3 separate regions of the Homo sapiens genome follow, and regions 2 and 3 are each linked to region 1. A link is a loop called in an ENCODE intact Hi-C map of the cell type or tissue named here. Cell type or tissue: heart right ventricle. All regions are shown on one strand. Region 1 overlaps DPH6-DT (DPH6 divergent transcript). Region 2 overlaps DPH6-DT (DPH6 divergent transcript). Region 3 has its middle 59 kb from the start of MIR4510.

Region 1 (5,000 bases):
TTTCAATTTCATAGATCTTACAAGGTTTGAAAAAAATTGTTTCACAGGTGGTGAGAAATAAGTTAGTGCCTTGGTGAAGGATATGCCTGTCATGAATGCACGGCCCTCAGAGGACTAAGCAATATTCAATCCTTGTCCTTAAGTAAGTCTTATAAAAGTCAAAAGGCAATAAGGTAAAAATCCAGAAGCAAAGTCTTGGTCATCCATGCCATTCATATTTCCCAGTATTTCTATGAAGTAGTTTAGTGGCATCTATTAGGCTGACAAAGAATAGGTTTGATTTTACCAGGCAGAAAAATGTTCTAAGGATATCAGCAATGAAACATGTATTGCAGAATTAAATAGCTTCAAATGAGCAGTTGGAGGGCAATGTAGAACACCTGGTAGACAGGTAAATCAGTGTGTAAAGATGTGGAAGGAATCTTAAACATCTGCTTTACCAAGCAAATCCAAAACCTGGACTGGAAGAACTTAAGGATGAAACTCTGAGGTAGTTCATGGGCTGTGCAGATAAGTATATTTGATTTCTTAATAAAATACAACATTTATAGAACTAAGCATTGGTTGCAGTTTATTGGCACTGCATATTATTTAGCATTTATAAATGAGAACCTGTCAGCTCCAAATTGCCCACATGCATAAAAGGAAGCCAAAGCATTGACAATTTCAGACAACTGATATTTAGAATATCATACTTAATTTCAACAAGTACTTATTGCATGCTTACTTTGTTGAAGGCACTATGCTGCTCTATCAGGTTCTTTCTTCAGGCAGTAGGATAAGACAATGTCAATCAGCTAGCATTACATGTACAAGGTATATGTAATAAGTGCCTAAAAGAGGTGCAGAGGAGGGAGGGAGTATATCCAGGAGGGCAGATTATGAAAGACGTTGTGGAGGAGATAGCAGTGGCATTTTGACAGAAAGTTATGGGTCCAAGGAGAATGTTTCTGGATGAGAAAATAAGAGTAAAACCAAGACTGGTAAGATAGGAAGCGAGAGGCATGTTTGGGACATCAAAATAGGTCATTTTTGCTTGGTTGCTACAAGAGCAGTTGTAGGGAGATAGGAATTTAGTCTGAAAAGGAAGTTGGGTAATATTGTAAAGTGCTTTCAATTTTAGGGCAAGAGATCTACTTCATGCTGTATAACAAGGCTCCTCAACCTTGGCACTGTGGATATTTCAAATCAGATAATTCCTTGTTGTGAGGGGCTGTCTGGTGCATCATCCCTGGCTTAGTGGCATTTCTGCCTTCCTTATCCCCTCCTCTTCTGACAATGAAAAATGTCTCCTGATTACCATATTCCCTGGGGGGCAAAATAACCCCCAGTTGAAATCTACCGGTGTAAATAATGGGAATCAGGGAAGTTTGGGAGCTATAATCAGATATGCCTCTCCTTACTTTCCACATCTAATCCATCACCAAGTAATCAAAACTGTTTCTAAATATCTCTTGTATTCTTTTCTTGCATCACTGTTGCCACTGACTTAGGAAACACCTTCCATCATTTCCACAGAGATTCCTGCAATCGCCTATGAGCAGCTCCCTGTTCTAGACCTTTTCACCTACAAACTATTTTTTCATACCCTTTTTCAAAATACAAATCTGATCATGTCATCACTTTACATAAAATGCTTCAGACTCTCCATTGCTTTCATGGTAGAATTCAAATCTTTAACATGGTCCTTCCTATCTGCACAACCTCATAATTCCTTCCATAGGATCACGTGTCTCAGCCATATACTGGACTACTGAACTTTCTTTAAAGTGTCACACTTTTTTATATTGCCACGTGTTTTCACATGGTGTTCCTTCTGTCTAGAACTCTACTGTCCCTGCTTGATGGGTAATGCTTATTCAACTTAAAACTCATTTCAGTAGGAATCTCATCTAAGCACAAGAAAACCCCTCCTGCCCTACATACACCCTACATACTTCTGGAGCCACTCCACTTTGTGTTATTGTGTCCTAGTGCCAATCAACTTCTATTACTATCTGTACAATTTTGTCTCTTCCACTGGAATGTACTTATCTTGAAGGCAAAAACTAGTTGTGCCTTTTTTGTATATCCACAGTATATGTTGTATATCCACAGGATCTGTATATCCGCAGTAGTCATTGTCACCTTAAAGCTGTGGTCTGTATATTTCCCAAAAGGAAAGTGATGCAGTTTTGACTGATGGTCCTTAGCAACCAATATACTCTCCAAGGTGTTGGTCTTTTGTAGAGGACTTATACATAAGGGCTTGCGGGCCTCTGGAATAATCTCTGCTTTTTCCTACTTCCTCGAACAACAAGAATCAACCAAACCCCAGCAGCTGCTAAAATACATAGCTCATTGGTATTTCTGTTTTGTGGAGGGACTATATTCCAACTTACAAATAAAAATATCCTCTGCTAGCTATATGATTATTTCGGTCTTCATTTAGATGACAGTCATTAACCTGAAGCCCTTGGAACTCTAAGTGTGCCGGGTAAGGTTTGTGATCCCACACAATTGTTTTCTAAGAAAGAATATATAATACTTTTAAAATGTATAATAGATTTTTTAAAGAAGTCAGCTTTCTAGAAAGGTTAGGAGTAATTTTCTTAAAGTCCCTTTACAGAGAACACTAAATCTCAAGTAAAATTTGAAACCTTTGCCTTGTATAGAATCCATTTGTTAAATATCCAAAGATTATTTGACCACAAACACAAAACAAAGATCCAAGTGTGGTAAAAAATAAAAATTCAAAATTAAAGTACTAGCTTAAAAATAAGCACAAAAGGCCCTAGGTTCTTTTCTCTCTTAATAAAAGAAAAGGAACAATAAGACAAGTTGGACTCTGAATTTTCTGGAAACAATTTCAGCATCTGTAAAAGGTCTAAACAGTTTTCGAATGCTGGCTACTCCCAGGTCTGACATGTGCCACCTTAATCAACACTTTGGCGCGGGCGTAATGGAAAACATGTTTTCTCTGCCATAACTCTAGCGCAAGTTTATGACATCAGCCAAATGGGACAGACAGTCTGAATCCTGCGATAGGCCTTCTGACAGCTAAATAGAGGACACCCTGCTCATGAAAGATAGCCTTTATAGATACAACAGCTTCCAAGTGGAAAACTCTCTCTTGGAATAGAGAAATTTGGCACAACTTTTCCCAGAAACTATGCCAAAGATCTTTAATACTAGAGGCAGTTCTCATAATCATAAACTCTATTGGTTAGTCTACTGACACAAGTGCTTAGTGCTTTTTCATCTAATCAGACTTGAGTGTGGAAACAGCCCAAGGTTTCCTCGGGTGTTTATATTATTTCAATGGCACTTCCTTTGATTTACCTAAGGGATGTTTTGTTTTAATTAGAGTTTATGACCAAAGATCAGCCGAAAAAGTATTGACGTGGATGTACATTGTTTATGGGTTTTGAATACAATTATATCAACCATAAAAATAGACCAAACAATTTTGCTTGTCTGCCAAAAATAAATTCTTGATCACAGGATTTCAGGTCTTCATTTTGTTTTCATTTACGTTAATAAAAAGTACTTGCTGATCATTAACTGGAGAAAACTGTAAAGTCAGTAAATCTGGAAACTAACATTTATTAAGTTTCAATGGGAAATGTAATGAGGAGATCTGATGTTGGTTAAATTATGGACTCTTTCCAATTAGTTGGCTGTCCCTCCAAAGCAAATGTACTAAAAATAAAATGACTTCCTTTTTGATGTCAATTATAAAGTGTGTATTTTTTTTTGTCTCTTTTTGTCTTTTAGGTTTTGATAAGATTTGGCAAGATAGTACCTATGAACCTATCTGACACCTGCCTCAGAAATCATGCCAAATGTCATAAGGTCGCCATCTATTTCCTTCACACTCTCTTAGCTTTTATGTACCAAGTTCTAAAATTAGAAGCAAGAGAAATGATGTACTGAAGAATGCATCTTTATTGAGGACTTTTATTAAAACCAAACAAGTTCTCATAGGCAAAATATTAGATTAAAATGGCTTCCAAAGCATACCCACCAACTTCTTGACAGGTCATAATAGCATCTGAGTACAGAACCTTGATTCTTAGAACAAGATTTACAACTACTGATGCTTTCCTCTGTGTTTGCAAAGATATTGAGAAACACAACAGCTAGGGCCCCTGCTTCAAGATCACCAAATATTTGTGGTCTCAGGTCTGCAGCTGCTCTGTGCCCTCCTCACATTCAGCAACTAGAGCAGTATGAGCCTTGGATTGTGGTCCTCAAAGACCCTTCTTGGTCACATATGTGTTTCTAAGAAGACATCAGCATGGTGACAAGATTGATGTTTTATTTTACCTTGCTTAAGGCATTTGTACCACAAAAATGAGTTTTTAAGTGGGACTTTGGAAACAAAGGTGTTATTTCAGAATATACAAATCACATAATGAAGATTTAATTTAATAAACCCCCCAAATTTTCATTTTAACCAAGAGTAGGGCATTAAAATAGTAGGAGATCTAGATTCCATTTTTGGTTTCACTTTCTATTATTGCATGTTCTGAGCCAAGTCATTTGACAGCTATGAAACAGGGATACTAATACTTCTTTTTTAAAAACTTTGTGTGTATATATATATATAAAATTTATGGATACATAGTAGGTATATATAATATTTATGGGGTACATGAGGTATTTTGATACAGGCATGCAATGCATAATAACCACATTAGGGTAAATGGGATATCCATCACCTCAAGCATTTATCCTTTGTCTTACAAACAACCCAGTTATAATCTTTTAATTATTTTAAAATGTGCAATTAAATTATGTTGACTATAGTCACCCTGTTATGCTATCAAATACTAAGGTCTTATTTATTCTTTCTAACTAATATTTTATACCCACTAACCATCCCCTAGGGATATTAATACTTCTCTGTAGGAGAAATTGAGGGCTTCTTTTCCAGAGGAATGCTGCTATCAATTGTTTGGGTTCATGCTGTTGTCACAGTGCCAAGGGCTGTGACAGGTTAAAGGCTGGCTCACATA
Region 2 (5,000 bases), 61 kb before region 1:
CTATATAGGAGGCTGTGGTAAGAGGATTGCTTGAGTCCAGGGGTTTGAGGTTACAGTGAGCCGTGATTGCACCTCTGCACTCCAGCACGGGTGACAAAATGAAATCCTGTCTCTAAACTATATGTGTGTGTCGGCCGGATGCAGTGGCTCACACCTGTAATCCCAGCACTTTGGGAGGCCCAGGTGGGTGGATCACCTGAGGTCAAGAGTTTGAGACCAGCCTGACCAACATGATGAAACCACATCTATACTAAAAATACAAAATTAGCTAGGTGTGGTGGTGCATGCCTGTAATCCCAGCTACTCGGGAGGCTGAGGCGGGAGAATCGCTTGAACCTGGGAGGCAGAGGTTGCGGTGAGCCGAGATTGTGCCATTGCACTCCAGCCTAGGCTACAAGAGTGAAACTCCATCTCAAAAAATAAAATAAATAAATAAATAAATAAAATTGTGTGTGTGTGTGTGTGTGTGTGTGTATTTAAAAAAAGTAGAAAGAAGTTCCATGATATAGCATCATCTGCAAGCTGGATAATCAGGGAAGCTGGTGGTATAATTCAATCTAAGTCCAAAGTCATGAGAACCATGGGAGCCAATGGTATAACTCTCAGTCCAAAGTCAAAAGCCTGAACACCTGGTGTTCTGACATCCAGGGGCAATAGAAGAAGGATGTTCCAGTCCCAGAGGAGAAAGTGAATTCACCTGTCCTCTGCTTTTTTGTTCTATCTGGGTCCTCAACAGATTGGATGAAATTGGTGAAGGTAGATCTTCCTTACTTAATCTGCAGATTCAAGTGCTGAACTCTTCTGGAAACACCTCCACAGACATATCCAGAGATTTTACTTTAGCAGCTATGTGAGTATCCCTTAACCAAGTTGACACCTAAAATTAACCATCACATTGGTAATCTCATTCATTGACATAACTTCAATTATGATACACATGATGATGACTTCCAAGTCACAAATGTCTCTATTCAACTCAAATATGTATATCCAATTTCTTATCAAATAATTCTCCCTCCATGTTCCATGATAGTTTTTGATTTAGCACATATAATCTTGATCTCATCGACCATGCACCCACCTACCTCCCTCTCTTTCATATTTCCTATCTCATTGAATGGCATCATCTGGTCTCTTAAGTCAGAAGCTGGGAAACCCCTTTAGGTTCCCTCTTCTTCAACGTATTTTCCACACCTTATTACAAACTATTTGTATTTTTATTTTTATAATATTCCTACAGACAATCCACTTCACTCAGTTTCTCATTTTCTTCGTGCTACCTTATTTCAGACTACTGTCAACAACTCATCATCCATTCAATATACATTTTTAATCTCTGTTGTGTTTCAAGCACTGGAGGTACAACGTGAAAACAATTTGAGAGCCTATTTTGAGGGAACAATTTTAAAGTTACTGGGCCTTTTGGGCATTAAAACATAGTTTAGGTTATGATTTATTTTAAAATCATGAGTATTTGGAGATTTTTTTTGCTGTGCTTAGTGGGTACTGTGTGTATTTTAGAGACTGACATTGAAAACCTTTTGGTTTGGGGAGTTTTAAAGTAAATGACTCATGTTGAGGAAAGAGGTTATTACCTAAATCTGGACTGCGGCCTAAGGAAATTCCCTTAACCTCTATTCTGGTTTCCTATTTCAAAATGGTTGTGTAGGAGGCTAATGGAAGTTAGTTGGTTGCTATGATCCAAAAACTCTATGGGTGAAAATTTAAAGTACAGATTTCTTATTTAATCGTTAAACAGCTTTAGTTGTGAGTTCTATGTCCTGGTATAATGGATCCTGATTATTAATGCATTAAATATGCATTCAGTGAATTCAAATGTTGCTAATTATTCTTTTACCAATCAAAGAAAACTCAAAGCATGGGATTAAGAGGGGTTGGCCAAAAGTATTTGGACCAGGTTGCATACCAGGACCATGAAGAAATTGAGAACAGAGCCTACATCTTTTATACTATGGTTCAAAGCAAGGGCTGTTGGAATGTGCTGCTTCTCCAAAGTAGGACTTATGAAAAAATGAGGGTCCCAGCATAGGGGAAGCATCAATGTCCTGAAGAAAAAGGAGAAGCTTCTGACTGGGTTCCAGGGAGACAAGCAGAAAAGAAGCAGAACTATCTGGAATGGATGATTACACCATCTGCTTTTGCAGTCTTACCTTGGGCAGTGTCCAGTACTTGATGTTTTAGGAGGAAAAAAAAATCTATCACTTTTTATATTTTTCACTTGGTAAATCATTAAAATCTGGAAACTATCCTCTGTAATACATTTTTTTGGCTAGGTTTTTCCCTTTGAGTCTTGATTGAGTTTTTACACTGATACAGAGCTTAAAAATATTAATGAAAATATTTCTTCTGTCAAAAGGCTGGAATGCATGAGTATTGTCAGTTTGCAGGTAATACGGCTATTTTGCAAAAATTCAGTATGATGGAGGGTGCCTAGACAGTCTAGGAAATTTTGCAGAAAGGGTACAAATACTTCACATGTCCTAATCGTCTTGAGATTTACCACTCGGATTTATATTTTTAGTAGTGGCTTGATTTTTGTTAGCTATTTCAGTTTTATTCTGGGTCAAAAAATGAACAGAAGAAATTTAGAGGAGGAACAATAAATATATGGAACAACTTTCTTTATAATCCTTAACTCTCAGGGTGAGTACATGGAGATTGCCATCATTAAAACTAAAATATTACAGATTCAGAAAGTTACTGTTGGTTATAGCATTTGTTCAGGGTCCCCAAGGGTATGTTTTACTTCTGAGTTGATGGTCTAGGATGTGATGTTTTTGAACAATGTTCCCTAATCAGAAATGAAAGGATAGAATTCATTGACAATAACTGCGAGGACATTTCCAGTTATCCTCTTCCCTGACTTTGGGGCCATTTTATAGAATCATAGCAGTTTGGGAGTCAAAGGGACTATCATAATAAAATCAAACTTTTTCAGTTTTGAGTCCAATCTTTGGCCTCAGAATCTTCAATTTCGTAACTTTTTCATGATCATTAAGTTGTCAGTGGTGCAACTGTGACTAGAACTGGATCCCCACTCCTTGTCCAGAGTTCTTTCCTCTTACCTGATTGCCAGTATTCTCCTTTCTTTGTTGATAATTTTCTTCAAAATCTTCTTTGAAGCAAATGAACAAAAACAGTTTCAAATGGCTGCTTGCCAACTATTTCCTCACGTGAACTCCATTTTTATTCTTTCACTAAGTTCTTTTGATAAAGAGAATCATAGACTATTAGACATGGAAAGGATATTCATGGATTCTAATCTCCTTATTTAACAAATACGAAAACCAAGACCTAGGCAGTCAACTTGCCTGAGGCCACAGATAATGGTAACATTAGAATATGAACTAAGGATTCCTGTGAATTTAGTGATTTTTTTTTTTTTTTTGCAGAGAACTTCACTACCTTGAAAGAACCATCTCTTTTTCTAAGTCATGTACATACCAGTTAAACACATTATGACTATTAATTAAACAAAAACCTCAGGACTTCAGATTCTATGAGACACAGAATATCATGTCTCTTAGAGAATGTGTGAGAAAAGAAAAGAGCAAAAATTTAAAGAAACAAAGTGATAAATAAAATCAATATTTAAAGGGGAGCTTAAATGAAATCCCAGAGATGAATGATTCGTGCTTTTAACAATTTATGGGCTAATTAATTAGCAGCTTTCCTGATGTTAAACTTTGGTGTCCGATATTTTTTCCTCTGGAAAATACAAGGATACCAGCTTGTTCTAAGGCTCCAAGCCATTCCCCGTGGACTGTTCTTGGCCTCTGCCTTCACAGACCATAACTTGAAAAAGAAAATTGACAGACAGAAAGAAAAACCCTTAACAGCTGGAGCTTTAATTTACCTACATGAGTAAAAATATTTCAGTGTCTGAGATTTCTCCTGGGTTGCCCTATATGGAAGTAGAACAAGAAGCCAGAGGAAAAATCACACAAAAAGCTTTTACAAGAAACATTATAAAAAGAGCAAATCCTGAGAATTGTGTTTAATAACAGCAATGATGAATTTCCTGGCAGTCAGTACCAAGCAGTTAAAGACCAACCATCATGTGAGAGAGGCTGGATTAGTTAGAATGGTCTACAGCAGCCTAATAAAGAGCGCCAGAAGATTTATTCTCTCATACATATAATTTTGAGATATGAATGATTCTATATTTAAGAAATGATTCACATTAATTTATACTAAGAGATTCTAGTTTGACTTAAAGCAGGGCCTGAAAAATTGAAGAATAATGCTTTGAACCACCAAGTTAGTGCCCCACAGAATATTTTAAAATTATTTAACACACATCATCTCAGTGTCAACAACTCATCACAGATAAACTATCTAATTAACAGAACCCTTCATAGTATTTGATAACTGAGTCTTGGCTCGGTTTTTATACCAGAAGGGCAATCCTTGATAAGCAGAAATTATAAAAGCAGATTTTTAAAGGCATTAATTCAAAAATAGAATCAAACTGATTTCAAATTAACCCCCTGTTGGTATTTAAACTTATTTAAAACCACTTGGCTTAAAGATAACACTTGGAGAGGCTGCTTTCGACCAGAGTCAGGCTTTGTCTAGACTGTCAGCCTCTGTATTTTTATTTCCTTTGTTGTGTACCAGCCTCCTCATACCCAGGGTAATTGATATGGGTCTTGTGCTAGGGACAGATGAGTGTATCCTGTCATTGAAGCCCTTCACAAGATGCCTTAATTATTGGAGCTAATTTGAAGATTTGTGCTCTGTGGTCTACTTAGGAAGCTCAATTGTTTTCTTTTCCCAATTCCGTGTTGGCAACACTTTCAATAACGAATCCAATAAAGAATTAGTATTTGGCTCCCTGTGGTCATGGAAAAAGGACAGCAAGAATAAGCAACAATAATAATTCCTTTTTGTATAGATTTTTTTTAATGTGACCAAGTTATTGCTTCAGTTTTGGGACAAAGACTCATGAAAAAGTAGAAGTGGAATCTTAATAATTT
Region 3 (5,000 bases), 320 kb after region 1:
AGTATCTATTCAAGTTGTTAGATGTAGAGCACTAAAAATAATTTTTGATGATATATTAGGATGTGATATTTTGGCATATAGCTCACAGGACTACCAAGAATTGAGATGGCATGCTGTTAGGAAACCTTAATTTCCATCTCTCTATTTGTGTGAACAAATTTTTTCAGTTCTAATAACAATAAATGAGAAAATAAATATAATTGATATGGAACTGTTTCATTCTGGCAATAAAGTTCATCTGTAAACACACAAATTAATTAAAAATGAAGCCAGACACATCCATGTCATTAAGAAATACATGTCCAATGAAATAATGAAATTTATTGTACATAATTTTTGTTATTGAGGTTAATAACTTATTTCTGCTGTTTTCATAATTTGTTTACCAATAAAATTAATAATGGTAACCAAATCCAAAATATTTTTACTGTAGAGCCTAATACCAAATAAAAATAAATAAGATTTTAATTTACACACATTTTTACTACAGAGAAGTAACATGGTAATCAATAAAAGACCTTTAAGGATACTAACATATGTATTAAAACAAAATTTAGTAGAAAAATTGGAATAAACATACAATTTGAGGATAAAAGGGAAAGCTGTAACAGTCTCAATTGTTGAAGATAATCTCTTTTATGTGTTTTTCAAGTAGATTGTGCTAAATTGAAATCCCAATAATATTTAGAAAATCTGTTTTTCAAATGTCAATAGTCACAGCAAGTCTGAAATTATATAATTTAACTCACTAAGGAACATTTTATCTAACTTAAAAGTAGATTTTCATAATTATTTTAGGGATTAGGAGAACAAAAAGGTTGAACATTTAAATACTGTAATGGGGAATAAACAGTTGTGAAGCTTTGAATCATCTTCGTCTGTCCAATAAGTGAGGTTTTCTAGCTTTGGTCAGCTCTGCACCTAACTGTGCTTGTAAAAGCATCTGCCACGCACCTCCTGCTATGAGAATGTGCAAAAAAAATACACCTGGATAGCTATATACTAGCACATTCTAAAAGGCACTGAAGTTGGACTAAAACCAAAATGCTTCCTGATGCAATTATTTTACATTAAGATACAAATATTCCTAACACAGAAGCTCAGTTCCCAAATGCTCATTGTTTAGAAAACAAAATACACATTGAGCTCTAATAAAAATGCTTCCCTCCCTCGTTCTTTTATCATTCTTTTCCAGCAGAATCCAATGAACATGATTAATATACAATTTAGTGGGGATTTGGCCACAGTCCAAATATACACTAACCAGGGGGAACCAGGGACATGATACTGTGCTGACTCCACAGAAATCCCCTTTGCTCCTATTAAGAAGAGTTGAATAAGGAGTTAAGGATGAGCAGCTACATTTTTTCCAGATGTATTAGGAAATAGCATGTTCGTGAATACAAATACACCTGGAAGTGGTCACCTATGAAGGTCTTAAAGACTACATTCATGTGCAGCCTTGACTAAAGGCAGACTAATGAACCAGATGACTATGATTGTTGGCATTCTTCAAAAGCCATCATAGCCAGCAGTTTGAGGCTTACAATGTGCTGTCTAAGTGCTTTCCAAACACAGTTCTGAATGCATTCCCCACATTAACTAAGGTAAGCCTCACAACAAACCCATCCATTAGACTAACATCACCCCCATTTTGCAGATGGAGAATCCAAGGCACAGAGGAGTTAAGTACTCTTCCAAAAGTCACTCAGCCATGAAGTGGCAGAGCTGGGGGTTGAATTCAGTCAGTTTGGTTCTAGGGCCTTGAACTTAACCCCCGCATTACACATTACTCTGTGGAAACTTTGCTGCTGTAGACAAAGAAATTTATACTTCTTGAAGGTGGGTTTTTAAAAATATGGCAAGGGCAGATGGAGGAGGGGGTTTGGGATAGTTTGGCCTTCTGCCTAGAATTAAACATTCGCTAATTTTCTTTTGCTCTCTCCTGTTTCTAAGTAAATTGCTCTACACACTTATTTTATTATCATTATTTCTATCTGACATGCTATGCAAGAACATCATGATTTAAAATATCTTAATAACAACCCAAAGAAAGGGACTTAAAAGTAATGTTCAGAGAGAAAACAGATGGCCACCAAGTGCAAATTCTGAATTCTTATATTTTTATAAGAGGAGTAGATGTGGTTGGTAAAAGGTTATGCTAATAAGCAAAATGTTCTTGTATTGTTATGAGCTTATTATTTAAAAATCATTCTGAGATTTTTAAAGTGTTAAAATAGTAACCAAAGTAGATATTGGCAAACTAAACTCCAATTCTTCCTGAAGAAAATAATCTGATTTAAGCAGATTCTTGAGAATCAGTTTAAAACCCAAAGATTAAATGTCAGGATCTACAGGATGGAACAAGTTCTATTCATTTAAGGTAGATGCTATTAGCTTATATGTGAAGATATCAACACACTGTGTAAACCTGGACCCCACAGTGGAGCTATTTTTAAATCCCTAACTTCCTGGGGAAAAGCTCAGTAAATAGGGCCAGGAAACTTGAATCCAGGATCCAAACACTAAAGGCCTTTCTTGGACACCTTTGAACTCTGTCTTGCAATATTCCCAAGTCTGTAATTGCTGGCTGGACTCTCAACTTCATAGAAGGTCATGTCCTAGTTCCAGCGCCCCACTGTCCTTTTCTTCACCCTTTTCTGAATGACAACTGTTTCCTTCCGTTTTGGCTGTGGAAATAGTGGTTTGGGATTTTAAAAAAAGATAAGCAATCTCTAAAATCCCCTACATAATTCTACCATCAGGATTTATTCCTATTCCTGGTCTGGCCTTGTTGGCGTTATCCTCCTAATCCAGCTGTGGTGATGTATTGTACTGGCTGCCTGCCACACGCAAAAGCCTACCTCGGGACATCCTGCTAGAGGCAAAAGGCCAATCTGGCCTGTTTCTCAGTAGTTGGATTGACAAGCTGATACCCCGAGGACAATGATAATAGTCTATGTGTTTATATTTAGAAACACACATACTCTACACATGTGCTTATGTTGTGTGCATGTATATACATATACACACGTCTGTGCCATATATGCTGTCAGCTCCATCTGTGTGTGTGTATACATACATATACATGTGCTCAGATTCCAGATGTGCTATAAACTTCCTTTTTTAGTCTAATGTGAAATTCATCTGCCTGCAGCCTGCTTTCTGTCCCTCTCAGTCTAAAAAGATGTTGTTCAATCTTCAGTGTACTCTCAGCACTACTCTGCCCTTCTTTATTGCATTGACATGTTTTCACTTTGAGAATCCTTAAAGTACTAACACACCTTCTAATATGCAAGTGGCAAGCATAGTAATGTTAAACATTATGCTTTGTGTTTCTTGGTTACCTATTCACACATCATTTTACTTTTATAAGCAAGTAGAGGAAATACCATTCCAAATAGATATCAACATAAACCTTAAACTTCCAGACCTTGAGGTTTAGCATGGATTTGCCTCTACTCTATAAATCACTGTCCTAGATTCTACTAAATCTAGCTAAGCAAGCTATATCAATATTTTGTCTGACAACACAGACACAGTTTGGAAACAAGTGAAGGAAAAAAAAGGTTACAAGTCCTGGAGATTCTTGGACGTTTCTCTAAATCTCCTATGCAATTAGAGAAAGCAAATTTGGATGGATTTTAACAGATTAAAAAGAGAATTGTAATGAAGCCAGGATTTCCTCTTGAAGAATTTTTATTCAAAAAGTGTCTGGGATAACTGTGCACTAAGACAGCAATGCGTGCTTTAAATAAAAAAAAAAAAATAGTTAAAGCAAAGGTTAGGGCCGGAAAATGGACTAACATCTAAAATAGATCTTTTTTGATAAAGAGGAGATTATTTAAAGGCATAAATAAGTACTGTAAATATTTTAAATATCAAAATAAGTCAATTAAATAACTTTAAACATATTATCTGTTCCAAGAAATCTGTGCAGTCCAACATGTAGGCTTTCCTCTTTATTGTCTTATTTTAGTGCTTTAAATTTCCCAACTGTTTCTATTTGAGACTGTAATCTGATAATGAGTCCTTTTGTTCTGGATCTTTTCATGTAGAAAACATGTACAACAGAATTTTGGCTCCACTAAGCCACCATGTTTGAATCTCATCCATGTGCCATTTTTCATTTCAGTGACAAAATGATACATACAGGTTATTATGAATGGAATTTCATTCAAATAGCATTTAAGGTCATTGTGCACAAAATAGGCCTTAGTTTGAGATGGAGTCAGAATAAGAAATTCTATTTTAGCAAGAAAAACTGAAAGCAATTTGAGGACAATTAAAAATGGACGTACAAATAAGCCCCTATATTTGAGTACAATAGAAGCATAAAATACAAGAATGATCAAAAGAGTGAGTTGGGGGAACTTGGAGAATGTGAGATTTTTTATTTAGGCATTATATCCTAGTGATCTCCATTCTCTGCTATGGTAATTGTCTGTAAAATAGGAAGGCCTCTCATTTAATTTTATACAGTGAACTAAAATTCACACTTCCAGTGCCAATTCAGATGTTATCTTCTCTGAAATGCCTTTCTGACCCTCCAGTGGAGAAAATCTTTCCCTCCTTGGTGCTATTTCTGTGCTTGATGCATGCATCCATGTTTGCACTAATGGTTAGTCGTCATTTTGCTGCTGTTGTTTTACTCTTCTTAACTGTGAACACTTTGAGGTTAGAAACTATCTGAGTACAGAACCCTGTACTGTGTCTTACTCAAAATAAATGTTTTATGACTTGGTGAGTGATGAATGGCTGGTTGATAGGTAACAATATTAAACAGAATGCTTGACACTAAATGTGAGAATACTGTGTTAAGACATTTCTTATCAGCTCTTCCACTATGGCTTCACTTAATTCCCCTTTCCCGTCAAGTGGCATTAGGAATAATTCTGAATAACACTTCTTTAAAAAGTTTCTTTTTCCCTCCAAGTGGAATTAAGAATAAGGAAGGATTCTGAGTGACATTTTTAATGTTTTTTTAAAAATACGTCACA

The links. Hi-C counts contacts between places; a loop is a spot of excess contacts. Peaks named below come from ENCODE experiments on the same cell type or tissue, not always from the same donor. Only the 100,000 strongest peaks of a DNase experiment are listed, where the experiment ranks them.
Region 2: it touches region 1 in a loop (3-fold over the local background); 1 of 110 quality-filtered maps calls a loop at or near these places.
Region 3: it touches region 1 in a loop (6-fold over the local background); 1 of 110 quality-filtered maps calls a loop at or near these places.

The regions. Positions count from the first base shown.
Region 1 is chr15:35,663,088-35,668,087 of GRCh38, forward strand. All of the region lies in intron 1 of DPH6-DT (DPH6 divergent transcript), which reads left to right. Among named protein-coding and RNA genes, the nearest start is that of DPH6-DT, 120 kb to the left of the region's middle. In heart right ventricle, no CTCF peak of the experiment used is centred here; a DNase peak (open chromatin) is centred at 2,944; H3K4me3 peaks cover 1,224 bases; H3K27ac peaks cover 3,154 bases.
Region 2 is chr15:35,601,913-35,606,912 of GRCh38, forward strand. All of the region lies in intron 1 of DPH6-DT (DPH6 divergent transcript), which reads left to right. Among named protein-coding and RNA genes, the nearest start is that of DPH6-DT, 58 kb to the left of the region's middle. RefSeq lists an enhancer at 1,549-1,698. In heart right ventricle, no CTCF peak of the experiment used is centred here; no DNase peak of the experiment used is centred here; H3K27ac peaks cover 1,140 bases.
Region 3 is chr15:35,983,673-35,988,672 of GRCh38, forward strand. No RefSeq gene overlaps it. Among named protein-coding and RNA genes, the nearest start is that of MIR4510, 59 kb to the left of the region's middle. In heart right ventricle, no CTCF peak of the experiment used is centred here; a DNase peak (open chromatin) is centred at 2,849; H3K27ac peaks cover 1,403 bases.